Regions from separate parts of the Homo sapiens genome. Here region 2 is linked to region 1. Evidence: read pairs that join two places in POLR2A ChIA-PET (ENCODE). Cell type or tissue: PC-9. All regions are shown on one strand. Links, peaks and the distances in the headings refer to the core of each region. The heading gives the core; the rest is flanking DNA. Region 1 has its middle 140 kb from the start of HTR1F. Region 2 overlaps LOC105377198 (a long non-coding RNA gene).

The links. ChIA-PET counts read pairs that join two places held together with the same protein. Peaks named below come from ENCODE experiments on the same cell type or tissue, not always from the same donor. Only the 100,000 strongest peaks of a DNase experiment are listed, where the experiment ranks them.
Region 2: POLR2A ChIA-PET joins it to region 1 with 10 read pairs; 2 of 35 experiments call an interaction of 5 or more read pairs at or near these places.

Annotation. Positions count from the first base shown.
Region 1 is chr3:87,646,255-87,654,592 of GRCh38, forward strand. No RefSeq gene overlaps it. Among named protein-coding and RNA genes, the nearest start is that of HTR1F, 140 kb to the right of the region's middle. In PC-9, for the core only: no CTCF peak of the experiment used is centred there; no DNase peak of the experiment used is centred there.
Region 2 is chr3:87,730,739-87,739,076 of GRCh38, forward strand. LOC105377198 (a long non-coding RNA gene) reads right to left here. Exons shown (of 3, transcript XR_941033.3): 2 at 704-1,012. Among named protein-coding and RNA genes, the nearest start is that of HTR1F, 58 kb to the right of the region's middle. In PC-9, for the core only: no CTCF peak of the experiment used is centred there; DNase peaks (open chromatin) are centred at 3,133 and 3,433; H3K4me3 peaks cover 1,427 bases; H3K27ac peaks cover 1,741 bases.

The sequences.
Region 1 (8,338 bases), core at 75-8,074:
CTCTTTTGTCAATGAATCCCTAGCAGTAGGAATGCTACCTGGTGTGTACTTTACCAATGTTTATTGAATTAATAACAATGCAAACCATACAAACATTTTAAATGCTTACTAAAAAGTGTGAGCATTTTCTTTTACTAAAATATAACATTTTAATATCAGAAATTGGGTAGAAAAATAAGAACTTCCAGGGTGACTCTTACAGAGGTACAGAAATGATGTCTGAAAAAGGAATATGATGCACATGACTAGAAAGGTAAAGAAAGAGGTGGCTGACATATCAGAGAAATTTGGGCTGATAAACCAATAAAGCCTTAATGAATATCAACTGCACACAATCCATGGCTGCTTTCACAACCAGAATTATAACAACGTATCCCATTGCCTTGATTAAAATATACAAGTTATTTAAAACTAAAATAGCTTAATTATTTAGTAAAGGCATAATAAATTAAATAATACCCATCCTCACATGATAGATACTAGACAAGCTTGTGTCTCAGTGTGCACATTTCTGTTGTCTTAATTAGACAGTATATGATTTATCAGGAAGCATGTTCAGTGTTACGAATAGCACCTTATCTACTGTGCATTTCATCTGCCATTTGTCCATTATCTTTTGGTGATAGCACAATATCTACCTATGATACCTGCATGCTAGTAATTTATTTTTAATATCTTTCAGCTGGTTTGGCTGGAACTTAAAAATAGATAATAACAGCATTGAGTCTTACAACAATATAATTTCTCCCTCTTTATTAGACACAAAATGACTACCTTCTGTGACATAGAAAAATAGTGAAAAGAATTTTCTAAGAGACTTAAACATATTAGGAAAAGTCATTCAGCAAATCATTACATTGTGAGTGCTAAATCTGTCAGCTAATTGTTTAATGAATGAGTAACTTATTATTTCATCCTTCTAAGCAGAGTATCATTTTAATCCTTTTTTTCAAGTAAATAAAATATTAAGTAGCATTAATTTTCTTAAAAACTGAAATTAATGACTTTTAACTCTCCTAGGTCTTTTAACCATTTTGGTAGTTTTTCTAATACTGTCTATAATGGCTAGGGCTAATCAGAAAGAAAAAGTAGTAAAATAAGTAGACATTGTTAGGTTCAGCTATTAACTATGTTTGTAAGTGAAGCCAGGGTGTAATATTTGGGGATTATTTTGTGTGTATTGTGAATAAAAGTGAAACATATTTAATCAGAAGTGTATGCATTGATCTGCTAGGTATAGGAGCATGATAGTAGGCTCTCTGCATCGTTTTACCTATGTCCTTGAAACAAAATGTGACTGTGGCCAAATGCAATGACAGCTTGAGGATTTTGCTGCTGCCAACATCTGAGATTGACACTACTTCAGAGGATGGGTCCAGTTTTGAACAGTGGTAGATCTTTGGTAAGAGAAATGGCAAATAAATTGATTTGTCCAATCCTTTCTCTCAGTAGGATGGAAAAGTCTTTCTTTCTTTCTTTCTCTTTCTTTCTTTCTTTCTTTCTTTCTTTCTTTCTTTCTTTCTTTCTTTCTTTCTTTCTTTCTTTCTTTTCTTTCTTTCTTTCTTTCTTTGTTTTCTTTCTTTTTCTTTCTTTCTTTTCTTTCTTCTTCTTTCTTCTTTCTTTCTCTTTCTTTTTTTATTATACTTGAAGTTCTGGGACACATGTGCAAAACATGCAGGTTTGTTACGTGTACATGTGTATACGTGTGCCATGGTGGATTTGCTGCACGCATCAACCCATCATCTACATTAGGTATTTCTCCTAATGCTATCCCTCCCCTAGTCCCCCACTCCCGACAGGCCCCAGTGTGTGATGTTCCTTTCCCTGTGCCCATATGTTCTCATCGTTCAACTCCCACTTATGAGTGGGAACATGAGGTGTTCGGTTTTCTGTTCCTGTGTTAGTTTGCTGAGAATGCTGGTTTCCAGCTTCATCCATGTCCCTTCAAAGGGTGTGAACTCATTCTTTTTTATGGCTGCACAGTATTCCATGATGTATATGTGCCACATTTTCTTTATCCAGTCTAACACTGATGGGCATTTGGGTTGACTCCAAATCTTTGCTATTGTGAATAGTGCCACAATAAACATATGTGTGCATGTGTCTTTATAGCAGCATGATTTATAATTCTTTGGGTATATACCCAGTAATGGGATTGCTGGGTCAAATGGTATTTCTAGTTCTAGATCCTTGAGGAGTCGCCACACTGTCTTCCACAACGGTTGAACTAATTTACACTCCCGCTAACAGTGTAAAAGCATTCCTATTTCTCCACATCCTCTCCAGCATCTGCTGTTTCCTGACTTTTTAATGATCGCCATTCTAACTGGCGTGAGATGGTATCTCATTGTGTTTTTGATTTGCATTTCTCTAATGATCAGTGATGATGAGCTTATTTTCATACGTTTGTTAGCCGCATAAAAGTCTTCTTTTGAAAAGCATCTGTTCATATCCTTTGCCCACTTTTTGATGGGGTTGTTTTTTCTTGTAAATTTGGTTAAGTTCCTTGTAGATTCTGGATATTAGCCCTTTGTCAAATGGATAGATTGCAAAAATTTTCTCCCATTCTGTAGGATGCCTGTTCACTCTGATGATAGTTTCTTTTGCTGTGTGGAAGCTCTTTAGTTTAATTAGATCCCATTTGTCAATTTTGGCTTTTGTTGCAATTGCTTTTGGTACTTTAGTCATGAAGTCTCTGCCCATGCCTATGTCCTGAATGGCATTGCCTACATTTTCTTCTAGGGTTTTTATGGTTTTAGGTCTTACGTTTAAATCTTTAAACCATCTTGAGTTAATTTTTGTACAAGGTGTAAGGAAGGGGTCCAGTTTCAGTTTTTTGCATATGGCTAGCCAGTTTTCCCAACACCCTTTATTAAATAGGGAATCCTTTCCCTACTGCTTGTTTTTGTCAGGTTCATCACAGATCAGGTGGTTGTAGATGTGTGGTGTTATTTCTGAGGGCTCTGTTCTGTTCCATTGCTCTATATATCTGTTTTGGTATCAGTACCATACTGTTTTGGTTACTGTAGCCTTGCATGGTTTGAAGTCAGGTAGCGTGATGCCTCCAGCTTTGTTCTTTTTACTTATGATTGTGTTCAATATGTGAGCTCTTTTTTGGTTCCATATGAAATTTATAATAGTTTTTTTTTCTAATTTGGGGAAGAAAGTCAGTGGTAGCTTGATGGGGATGGCATTGAATCTATAAATTACTTTGGGGAGTATGGCCATTTTCACAATATTGATTCTTCCTATCCATGAGCATGGAATGTTTTTCCATTTGTTTGTGTCCTCTCTTTTTCCTTGAGCAGCAGTTTGTAGTTCTCCTTGAATAGGTCCTTCACATCCCTTGTAAGTTGTATTCCTAGGTATTTCATTCTCTTTGTAGCAATTGTGAATGGGAGTTTGCTTATCATTTGGCTCTCTATTATTGGTGTATAGAAATGCTTGTGATTTTTCACATTGATTTTGTATTCTGAGACTTTGCTGAAGTTGCTCATCAGCTTAAGGAGTTTTTGAGCTAAGAGGATGGGGTTTTTTACATACACAATCATGTCATCTGCAAACAGAGACATTTTGACTTCCTCTCTTCCTATTTGAATACACTTTATTTCTTTCTCTTGCCTGATTGCCCTGGCCAGAATTTCCAATACTATGATGAACAGGAGTGGTGAGAGAGGGCATCCTTGTCTTTTGCCCGTTTTCAAAGGGAATGGTTCCAGTTTTTGCCCATTCAGTATTATATTGCCTGTGGGTTTGTCATAAATAGCTCTTATTATTTTGAAATATGTTCCATCAATACCTAGTTTATAGAGTGTTTTTAGCATAAAGCAGTGTTGAATTTTATCAAAGGTCTTTTCTGCCTCTATTGAGATAATCACGTGGTTTTTGTCATTGGTTCTGTTTATGTGATGGATTACGTTTATTGATTTGTGTATGTTGAACCAGACTTGCATCCCAGGAATGAAGCCCACTTGATCATGGTGGATAAGTTTTTTAAAGTTCTGCTGGATTCGGTTTCCCAGTATTTTCTTGAGGATTTTTGCATCGATGTTCATCAGGGATATTGGCCTGAAATTTTCTTTTTTTCCTCTGTCTCTGCCAGGTTTTGGTATCAGGATGATGCTGGCCTCATAAAATGAGATAGAGAGGATTCTCTCTTTTTCTATTGTTTGGAATAGTTTCAGAAGGAATGATACCAGCTGCTCTTTGTACCTCTGGTAGAATTCAGTTGTGAATCTATCTGATCCTGGGCTGTTTTTAGTTGGTAGTCTATTAATTACTGCCTCAATTTCATAACCTGTTATTGGTCTATTCAGGGATTGGCCTTTTCCTGGTTTAGTCTTGGGAGAGTGTATGTGTACATAATTTATCCATTTTTTCTAGATTTTCTAGTTTATTTGCATATAAGTGTTTGTAATATTCTCTGATGGTAGTGTGTATTTCTGTGGGATCAGTGGTGATCTCCCCTTTATCATTTTTTATTGTCTATTTAATTCTTCTCTCTTTTCTTCTTTAGTAATCTGGCTAGCAGTCTATCTATTTTGTTAATGGTTTCAAAAAACCAGCTCCTGGATTCATTGATTTTTTGAAGTGTTTCTTGTGTCTCTATCTCCTTCAGTTCTGCTCTGATCTTAGTTATTTCTTGTTTTCTAACAGCTTTTGAATTTGTTTGCTCTTTCTTCTGTAGTTTAAGTGTGATGTTACAGTGTCGATTTTTAGATCTTTCCCCCTTTCTCCTGTGGGCATTCAGTGTTATAAATTTCCCTCTAAACACTGCTTTAGCTGTGTCCCAGAAATTCTGGTGTGTTGTGTTTTTGTTCTCATTGGTTTCAAAGAACTTATTTATTTCTGCCTTAATTTCATTATTTACCCAGTAGTCATTCAGGAGGAAGTTGTTCAGTTTCCACGTAGTTGTGCGGTTTTGAGTGAGTTTCTTAATCCTGAGTTCTAATTTGATTGCACTGTGGTCTAAGAGACTATTTGTTTTGATTTCCATTCTTTTGCATCTGCTGAGGAGTGTTTTACTTTCAATTATGTGGTTGATTTTAGACTAAGTGCTATGTGGTGCTGAGAAGAAAGTATATTCTGTTATTTTGGGGTGGAGATTTCCGTAGATGTCTATTAGGTCTGCTTGGTACAGAACTGAGTCTGAGTACTGAATATCCTTGTTAATTTTCTGTCTCATTGACCTGTCTAATATTGACAGTGGGGTGTTAAAGTCTCCCACAATTATTGTGTGGGAGTCTAAGTCTCTTTGTAGGTCTCTAAGAACTTGCTTTATGAATCTGGGTGTTCCTGTATTGGGTGCATATATATTTAGGATAGTTAGCTCTTCTTGTTGCATTGATCCCTTTACCATTATGTAATGCCATTCTTTGTCTTTTTTTTTTATTTTTGTTGGCTTAAAGTCTGTTTTATCAGAGACTACAATTGCAACTTTTTTTTTTTTTTTTGCTTTCCATTTACTTGGTGAATCTTCCTCCATCCCTTTATTTTGAGCCTATGTGTGTCTTTGCACATGAGATGGGTCTCCTGAATATAGCACACCGACGTGTCTTGACTCTTTATCCAATTTGCCAGTCTGTACCTTTTAACTGGGGCATATAGCCTGTTTACATTTAAAGTTAATATTTTTATGTGTGAATTTGATCCTGTCATTATGATGCTAGCTGGTTATTTTGCCCATTAGTTGATGCAATTTCTTCATAGTGTAGATGGTCATTATATTTTGGTTTGTTTTTGTCGTGGCTGGTCCCAGTTTTTCCTTTCCATATTTAGTGCTTCCTTCAGGAGCTCTTGTAAGGCAGGTCTGGTGGTGACAAAGTCCCTCAGCATTTGCTTTTCTGTAGAGGATTTTATTTCTCCTTTGCTTATGAAGCTAAGTTTGGCTGGATATGAAATTCTGGGTTGAAAATTCTTTAAGAATGGTGAATATTGGCCCCCACTCTCTTCTGGCTTGTAGGGTTTCTGCAGAGTGATCTGCTCTTAGTCTGATGGGCTTCCCTTTGTGGGTAATCTGACCTCCCTCTGTGGCTGCCCTTAACATTTTCTCCTTCATTTCAACCTTGGTGAATCTGGTGATTATGTGTCATGGGGTTGTTCTTCTCAAGGGGTATCTTTGTGATGTTCTCTGTATTTCCAGAATATGAATGTTGGCCTGTCTGCTAGTTTGGGGAAGTTCTCCGGGATAATATCCTGAAGTGTGTTTTCCAACTTGGTTCCATTCTGCTTGTCACTTTCAGGTACACCAATCAAATGTAGGTTTGGTCTTTTCACATAGTCCCATGTTTCATGGAGGCTTTGTTCATTCCTTTTCATTCTTTTTTCTCTAATTTCGTCTTCATGCTTTATTTCATTAAGTCGATCTTCAATCTCTGATATCCTTTCTTCTGCTTGATCGATGCAGCTGTTGATAGTTGCATATGCTTCACAAAGTTCTTGTGCTGTGTTTTTCAGTTCCATCGGGTCATTTATGTTCTTCTCTAAACTGGTTATTCTAGTTAGCAATTCCTCTAACCTTTTATCCAGGTTCTTAGCTTCCTTGCATTGGGTTAGAACATGCTCCTTAAGCTCAGAGGAGTTTGTTATTACCCACCTTCTGAAGCTTTCTTCTGCCAATTCGTCAAACTCATTCTCAGTCCAGTTTTGTTCCCTTGCTGGTGAGGAGTTGTGTTCCTTTGGAGGAGAAGTTGTACTCTGGTTTATGGAATTTTCAGCCTTTTGCACTGGTTTTTCCTCATCTTCGTAGATTTATCTACCTTTGGGCTTTGCTGTTAGTGACCTTCGGCTGGAGTTTTTGTATAGTCATCCTTTTTGTTGATGTTTTTGCTATTGCTTTTTGTTTGTTAGTTTTCCTTCTAACAGTCAGGCCCGTCTTTTGCATGTCTGCTGGAGTTTGCTGGGTGTCCACTCCAGATCCTGTTTGCTTGGGTATCACCAGCAGAGGCTGCAGAACAGCAAAGATTGCTGCCTGCTCCTTCCTCTGGAAGCTTCATCCCAGAGGGGCACCCGCCAGGTGCCAGGTGGAGCTTCCCTGTATGAGGTGTCTGTCAACCCCTGCAGGGAGGTGTCTCCCAGTCAGGAGGCATGGGGGTCAGGGACCTACTTGAAGAGACAGTCTGTGCCTTAGCAGAGCCTGATTGCTGTGCTTGGAGATCTGCTCCTCTCTTCAGAGCTGGCAGGCAGGAACATTTAAGTCGGCTGAAGCTGTGCCCACAGCCACTCCTTCCCCCAGGTGTTCTGTCCCAGGGAGATGGAAGTTTTATCTATAATCCCCTGACTCGGGCTGGCTGCCTTTCTTTCAGAGATGCCCTGCCCAGAGAGGAGGAAGCTAGAGAGGCAGTCTGGCTATAGCGGCTTTGTGGCACTGTGGTGGGCTCCTCCCAGTTCGACCTTCCTGGTGGCTTTGTTTACACTGTGAGGGGAAAACTGTCTACTGAAGCCTCAGTAATGGTGGATGCCCCTCCCCACACCAAGCTCCAGTGTCCCAGGTCAACTTCAGACTGCTGTGCTGACCGCGAGAATTGCATGCCAAGGGAACTTAGCTTGCTGGGCTCCATGGAGGTGGCATCTGCTGAGCAAGACCACTCGGCCCCCTGGCTTCAGCCACCTTTCAGGCAGGTGAACGGTTCTGTCTTGCTGATGTTCCAGACACCACTGGGGTACAGAAAAAAAAAAAAAAAAAAAAAACCTCCTGCAGCTAGCTCAGTGTCTGCCCAAAAGGCCGCCCACTTTTGTGCTTAAAACCCAGGACCCTTGTGGTATAGGCACCCAAAGGAATCTCCTGGTCTGTGGGTTGTGAGGACTGTGGGGAAAAGTATAGTATCTAGGCTGGATAGCACTGTCCCTCAAGGCTTCCCTTGGCTGGGGGAGGGAGTTCCCCAACCCCTTGCACTGCCTGGGTGAGGCGACACCCCACCATGCTTCTGCTTGCCCTCCATGGGCTGCACCCAATATCTAACCATCCCAATGAGATGAACTGGGTACCTCAGTTGGAAATGCAGAAATCACCTGCCTTCTGCATTGGTTTTGCTGGGAGCTGCAGACCAGAGCTCTTCCTATTCGGCCATCTTCTGGACTCAAGGAAATGTGTTCTTTCTTAGCAAAGTACTGTTTGCCTATATTGCCGACTAGGCATTATTTGTTTCTCTTCATCTTCTAACTTGTAGTTTTGGAGATTTTCAAGGTTTAGCATGGTATTCACAAGTGATGCACATGGGAAATAAAAAACAATTTTACAGTGTTATTTAAATCTTGAAACTTTGATTGCTTATAAATATGTCTAAATATAATATATAAGAATCATGTTCTTTATATTTCCTTATGGAACTAGATATCA
Region 2 (8,338 bases), core at 284-8,283, 85 kb after region 1:
TTAGCTTTGCATTTTATTTGCATTATTGGTTGGTGGGCTCATCCATTTATATAATTATAGTTTTATTTGGTTTCTTTGTTTGTTTGTTTTTTTGAGATGAAGTCTTGCCCTTTCACCCAGGCTGGAGTGCAGTGGCACAATCTCAGCTTACTGCAACCTCCACCTCCCGGGTTCAAGCGATTCTCCTGCCTCAGCCTCTTGAGTAGCTGGGATTACAGGCACCTGCCACCATGCCCAGCTAATTTTTGTATTTTTAGTATTCACCATGTTGTCCAGACTGGTCTCGAACTCATGACCTCAGGTGATCCACTCACCTGGGCCTCCCAAAGTGCTGGGATTATAGGTGTGAAACACTGCACCTGGCCAATATGACTATGTTTTATTTTGTTTTGTTTGAGATGGAGTATCATTCTGTCACTCAGGCTGGAGTGCAGTGGCACAATCTCAGCTCACTGCAACCTCCACCTCCTGGGTTCAAGCAATTCTCCCGCCTCAGCCTCCTGAGTAGCTGGGACTACAGGTGCATGTCACCACACCTGGCTAATTTTTTTATTTTTAGTAGCAATGGGGTTTCACCATGTTAGCCAGGATGGTCTCGATCTCCTGACCTTGTGACCTGCCTGCCTCGGCCTCCCAAAGTGCTGGGATTACAGGCGTGAGCTACCATGCCCGGCCATGATTATGTTTTAACAAGTGTACTTACCTAGAAAAATAACTTTGACTCTGGTCCTTTTTTTCACAATTTTCTTCAATACAATCTGGATATTTTTGGCAGTATTACCTTTACTATCCTTTGCCATATTTCTTTTTCTTGAAGAATACATAATGATCCTCTCATATTTCTATCATCGGTAAAACTTCTTTTGACATTCGTGTCTCCATATAGGCTAGTTTCTATACACACAACTTGTCAGATCAACCAATGCCGATAGGAGCTTCCAATTAGTATTTCACTTTTATGAAATTTCTTCACTGTCTTCCTGGTCAAAATTCATTTGCCCTTGGAGAATCACTATCAAGGAAAAAAAAAAACACATTCTGAAATATTTTTAACTCATTTTAAAAATTGAATTGAACGTTTATTCAACTAAATTGAATACAGTAACTTAATTGAACGTCATACAGTATATTTAAAATATTTTACATTAGCCAAAATTTGCAGGATTTTATTTTTGAAATGGAAATGAGGAGGGAAAAATCAGATTTTATCATCAAATTCTGCTTAACTTCACACTCTTTGAAATGAATCTCAACTATTTCTCTGAAAATAAAGCCTTTATAAGTGTGACTATGTTCTCCATGGTACAGGTAATATTGAACAATTAAAAAAATAGAATGATAAAATGAATAGATCAATTTATTCACTTATATACTAGAAAAAATAAAATTGACATTTTCCCTATTGTTGCCCATAGACCTAGGCAAAAGGAAATCCTTGGTCAGGGTCATAAGTTTTTAAGAGTCTCACATATCATAAATATCATTTATTAAAAAACATATGGGTTCTGACTCTCAGAATTCAACACTCAGTGCTGATAGCCGAATCTATAACCCTAAACATCAGCATCAACTCTTACGCCTAACAATTGTTCAGGCCCCAAGAGAAAGCTTTGAAACATTTCTTGCCTATGTCCTCCAAAACAAAAGATGATTGCATCCAGTCGCCAGGAAAGTCTGTGAATTCTATAGCTTCCCTATCTGACACAAACACAGCTTGAGAAGGAGGAAGATATGAATGGCAGAGGTGCTTAAATAGGAGAAAAACCGATATAATTACCTAGTCAATTCCTTCCTGTCAGCATGAACACAATACATTCTCACAGAGCAAAAAATTTCCCATTAGTACATAAACCCTAACAGTCATAGAAGGTAGACATGACAAATTTACTATATTACACAATTCTCATTACTAGGTCTAGACTTATCATATGAATACTTCACTTTCATGTAGTATGTAAAAGAACATTATTTTATTAAATGTTTAATAGGATTTAACTAAATGTTTGAGAATATTAAATTAAAATGTTCAGTTTAATACAATTATTTGAATTAATTTTTGAAATTATTATTTAGAAGTTATATTTTGCATTTTAATTTCAAGATAAAACTTTTTGGAAAATAAGTTTTAGTTATTTTTACATTACTATACTTTGGTGAAAATGTATTTAATTTCTTATACTGGGAAAGCAATTACAGTCTTTTAGATGATTGAAAGTAACTTCACGTTTACATCATAGTATACATAAACGTGAAGAGCCAAAGAAGTTGAAAACAATAAAAAAACTCTTTAGAATGGTAGCTTGTTTATTTTTATTTAAGTGAAAAAAAAGAAAGAAACTAGATTTTACTTAAACATGACCAACCTAAGTTTAGCATACAGGATACTACAAATGATTAATTTAATGAAGATTTATTTTTTAATCAAAATAATGAAAATGAGAAAAAAAAAGTATCACCTCAAATTCAGAACTTGAACAGTTCAGATGAAAATCCTGCAATTTCACTTAATCATTCTTGATTAAAAGAACATTAAATGTGTCACTTGCATACAAAAAGGAGCAGGTGCATTTATTAGAACTGAAAGAAAACTGAATAAACAGCAACATATAGTGTTTAACAGTGATAAGAAAATGCCTATAGAGAATATCAGTTTGAAGTTATTTAAATAATAAAATTTGTTCATTTTTGCCAAGTGTGACATTGATTTTGTATACAATGTTTACAGAAAACAACAAAAAATATTTAGATTTAGTAAAAATGATCTCAAAAAGTGATGTAACATTAAACATGTAAACCTGATATAAATAATAAAATTAATAATCGCTAGACATGAGGAACATTTCCTGTCCCAATGCAAAACCAAACACCACTGAGGGCCATTTAGCATCACTAGGATTCTTGGCTTTGGTTCCTAATAAATATGTTAAATATACTGGAGCAGGAAGAGCCGCAGACAAAACCCCTCAGTAACCGAGTTAAAGAAGGACAGAGTTTATTCGGCTAGGAGCATCAGCAAGACTCCTGTCTCAAGAGCCGAGCTCTCTGAGTGCACAATTCCTGTCCCTTTTAAGGACTCACAACTCTAAGCAGTTTGATCTTCAGTTACCAGGCCTGGAATGCAGTGCCAGGTTGTCTGGACTCTATTAACATAACCGGTTAGGTTAGATCTTCAGCTACCAGGCTTGAAATGCAGCGCAGGGCTGTCTGACTGATTTTATTTCTTGTCTTTTCTTTAACTCCTACTTTTTCTTTGAGGCAGAAATTGAGCATAGGGCAATATGGGGGGTGGTCTCCTTCCTTATTCCCCACTTTGAGACTCTCACTTATTTTATTAGTGGGAGTTCTCATCTGTATCCTCACTACCTGCGTCTTCCTGTATGACAGATCGATAGTGATTCATGTAGTACACTTGTGCTGAAGCATTCTGGTGAACTAGAGTAGTGTTGAAACCTTTCACCTATTTGAATGAGTACAGGTAGTAAACAAGGGATCAGTAAGCAGGTTCCTATTACTACTATAATTCCTATTATAAGACTTTTAAATCCTCCTAGCACTGGGAAACATTTTCGAACAAGGCCTCAGGGTCAAATCCGTGTCATACTTGTACAGGCACATGTGCCAGTTTCATGAAGTCTTTAACTAGATCTTCGACTACTTGCCCCTGGTCATCTACCTGCAGGCAGCAATTGGTAAGGTTAAATTTTCCACAGACTTCTCCTTCAGTTGCTAGCAAGTAGTCGAGAGTTAATCTATTTTGATAGATAGCATTTCTCATCTGAGTTTCTTGCCAGGCCAGAACAGTCAAGGCTTTACCAACGATCTCCAAGACAGCTTGCCACAATATGATTCGGTTGAGCATGTAATTGGGGGTCCGGTATCCCCATGAGCCATCTTGTGCCCAAGTGGCAGGCCCATAGTATTGTATAATTTTTTCAGGAGGTCATTCATCATCTTTTCAATTACCTATGGCTATGTTTCACTTTTCGCAGGAAGCATAGAGAGGGAAGCCCAGGAGTTCACCTGTTTTTATGGGCAGTAGGAAGAAAGATGGTTTAATAGTGCCAGTAACACAACTTCCTGTCCACTCATCAGGCAGCTTAGTGTAGGCTCTACGTCCACATATCCAGTATAGCCCAGTGGGGGCCGTTCAGTCCCAGTGGGATTCTGGGTGGGCCCAAACGGTCTGCAACTTTGGAAATTTATTGAATGGATTTTTGTCTGTGTGGTTTGAACTCCACCGTGTAACTGTTTTTGTGGTACCATTATACAGTTTTTGTCCCAGGCAACTAAGTCGTCCTACAGAATGAGTGAATTCTTTTCCTTCTCTAGCTATACAATAGTGTCCAATAATTGAGACTTTTAGAACACAGAAATGATCAGGGTGATTCTTTTGGGCTGGGAATTCATCAAGAACTGGGTCTATAGGCACTAATTCTCAGGCTTCCCATGGCCATTGACCTTCCATTACAGTTCCTCCACAAACATAACTTGAAGTGACATTTAGAGACTGGGCTACATGCTCGGCTAACTGCAAAAACAAATTTCTTGTTTTTCCTGGAATTTCTGGTACTGGCACATTCAGTTTATCATAGAAGGTTTGAAATACTGGCTCAGGAGAGCATTTATAAACTTCTCAAACCATGATATTTACTCGAGGATTCAGTCCAGCCCTATCGATTCCTAGGGTTACACATTCCCTTTTTTTCCAGCGAGGATCAAGGGGGTTGGTTATTACTCATTCTAAGGGGTTACACTGACCACTGGTACAAGAAGGGCCACTTTTCCCTTTCTGAAGGTGACAGGATCCTTTTTACTTTTTTATCTAAGTAGCCTAAATGACACAAGACCAGCATCCACATTCATTTCTACACAGTCTTAATTCATGACAAATGTGCTTATTTTCTGCCATATAGCCTCTTTCCTAATTAAGAGAAGCACATCCTATTTCTAACTTATTACTATTAATGACAGCACAGGCATCAAATTTTAAGATGACTTGTTTGGGCACCCCTTTTTCTTTTGTTTTGGCTAACACTTTACTCATATCATTTATGAGCCTCTACGAGTCCTCAGTCCTTAATCTTATTTCAAAAACTGTGGTCATGGGAGGCTCAGATGGGTCATAACACACATCAGGTTGGTCATTGCTTGGGCAACATACCTTGCATAGAATAGCATTATACAAACAATTTTTTTTAGAGTCCCGGTACCCTTATAATAATCATAAAATAATAGGACTGTAGCAACTTTTTGTCCCACCTCAGTGACTTGATGTATACACTGGGAACAGTCCTCAATCTGAGGGAGGTCAGTTGAAGTCCTTACTATACGAGTCCAAATTTTAAGGAAAATGAGTCCCGCGATGAGTTTCCTCATGCTTCGGCCATGCATGGACCAGTCAGCTTCCGGGTGTGACTGGAGCAGGGCTTGTCATCTTCTTCAGAGTCATTTTGCAAGGGTTGGCAAAGCTGCTCCCATCCACATACAGCTCCTAGTCTACTGATGTTTAAGGATGGTCTTGGAGGTTGGGCCCACCAGACTAAAATGAGTCCAATACCTCTATACAGTTATGTTCAACTGGGCTCTCTGATACCGGGAGCAAGGTGGCGGGGTTTAGGGTATTGCAAACTTCAATGGTTACGCAGGGATTTTCACAGAGCAAGCTTTGGTATCCAGTTAGTCTGGCATTCGTTAGCTAATGATGTCTTTTGGTATTTATTAAAGTCACCACAGCATAGGGGGACTTTATGTTTAGGTTTTGCCCAAGTGTTAGCTTATCTGCTTCTTGTGCTAATGGGGTCATTGCTGCCAGGGCCCTTAGACATGGGGGCCAGCCTTTGGAAACCACGTCTAGTTGTTTTGAGAGATAGGCCACTGGCCTTGGCCAGGGCCCCACAGTGTGGGTTAAAACTCCAACTGCCATTTTTCTTCTTTCTGACACATAGGGTGTAAAGGGTTTTGTCAGGTCAGGTAGCCTCAGGGCTGGGGCCAACATGAGTTTTTCTTTTAACTCATGAAAAGCTCTTTGCTGTTGGTTGTTACAGATGTAGTTTATCCAATTTACATTTTTATTAACTGACACCTACCAAAATATTGACTCAAATCCTGTAGCTATTTGATTTCAAGCTTTAAATTGATCCGGTATTCCCCGTGGGACTCCAATTGTGTCTAAATGGACGTGAGAGTCGAAAGACCCATAAAGGGCTTCTCTCACTTTATGAAGTCTTATTTTTCCTCCCTCTGGTTGATGAAATGCCAGGGTGAAAGAGATAGCCAGTTGGACTAAAGTACAAGTGCCACTCCAGTTATTCGGCAGAGTGCCCAGTAAAGGTCCACCAAAATACCACCACACATCTGCTTGGGGATGAACAAAGGCTGACTGACTGATAAGCTCTTGAAAATTTTTAAGCTCATGGCATCCTTTCAGGTCTCCAAGGAATGCTAAGTTTCCTCCCTGTCATGAGAGACACGAAGTGAACTTAGTATCGGAAGAGGGAGGCTGGATGGCCCTCGGGGGCTGACCCACAGGGTGCCGGACTTTGGGATATAGCAGAGAGAGCTTGGGGTGACTTATTACTCCAGGCTATAGAATCCTGGAAAAGAGCTACCATGCAGCCTATGCCTGGCCAACTAGAAGACCATCTTAATGGAAGGGGGACAATCTGGGCCTCTGGCCTGCCATGTGCACAAGCATAACAATTGCTTTTGTTTAACGTGCAGATGGAATATTTGATCCATTTTAACCAGGCATTTGCATCTTGGTATCCTGTCTTAATTGCTAAAGTTTGTTTTAAGTCTTTAACTTCTATCATCCTCTAGTAAAATGAATGTATGGTTTTAGGAAATTATAAAAACAGGTTGGGGCAGTCCATCCTTGCTCTTTAGTGGTCCATAGAATGTTGGACCAACTATGGCATGAAAGCTCTACATCGGGGGGCAAGACTCCTGGTTGGCACTGGGGTCTTTATCAAAATCTCCCCAGATTAAATGGTCCTAGTTTACTAATGCCCAGTCTGAGGAGAGTCAGGAGGGACAGAAGTACTTTTCTGAAGTAGAAAGCTGTCTCTGACTTGGCAAGTCCCCACAGGGTATAACAAGGCAAGCATTAAATGCAATAGTTTGAGGCAAAATTGACTTGGTTGTGTTAATAACCAGATGGTCAGCAATAGAACGAAGAAAGAAGAAAGAGTAATAGAATAGATGAAAGGGTTAAATTTTTCTTAGCTTTAGTTTGGTAGGATTTTCCCCTGGGACTGTGGCCCATGACTCTGGAGGGTGTGGCACTTTGACTCAGATGTGATGAGTCCATCCCTTTTCCACTGTAGGAACAGCAGTCTCGGTGGTTAGCAGCACAAGGTAGGGTCCTTCCTAGGCCGGCTTGAGTTTTTCTTCTTTCTACACTTTGATAAGAAGGTGATCTTCAGGCTGGTGCTGGTTTACTGGAAATTCTAGGTGTGGTACATGTGCTAAAAGACTTTTAGTTTTAAGGGAAAGGAAAGTGGAAGATAAACCAAGTATATAATTTCTAAGAAATTGACTTTTTGTTTTAAATGTGGGGACATCAGCAGCGGACCTTATAGTCTTTGGTGCCTTCTTACTGAGAAATTTCCATTAGCACCTATTTTTATTAGATTTTAGACCAAAGAAAGCCAAACACCATTTTATATTTAATAATGCTTCTTGTATGATTTTTATACCAGATAAGTTAAATTTCACCTTTACATTAATGTGCTATTAATGTTAAACTTAGTTTTAATAAAACTTTGTATACATATTTACTCAATTTTTAATGTTTGACCATAAGATAAGATTTTATAGACTCTTTTTAACCTTATATAATTTTTGCTAAAGAGCAGGTTGGTGCTTTAAGAAAAACCTGTTATGCTTTTATTTTAATGTCCAGTTTACAGAAAAACTGGATGATACCTCTTTAACTTTAACCAATGTTTACACACAGAATTTTCTTTCCAATTAACATTCTAGTAACTTTTAAATTATACAACATTTCTTGCATAAATTCTTTCTTTATAACATTTTTCTCTTTCACAACTTTCACAGACAATTCTTCGACACATCTCAACTTTCTGACTTATTACAAACGTTTCTTTCTTTAAACAACCAGTTAATTTATTTCAGGACAAGAATTTACCATATACCACTCTTTTTACATAAATTCTGCCCCCCATTTTCTCCCCCTCTTTTTTTTTTCGAAGATGATAACCACTCTTTTCCAAAGCAAACTTCTTTTATGTCTGTGGACTAGACTGTCTTAAGGCCACAAGATTAGAAGTTACTATAATACATGTTACACTGTTAACTTTTAGCAAAATTTACTTTT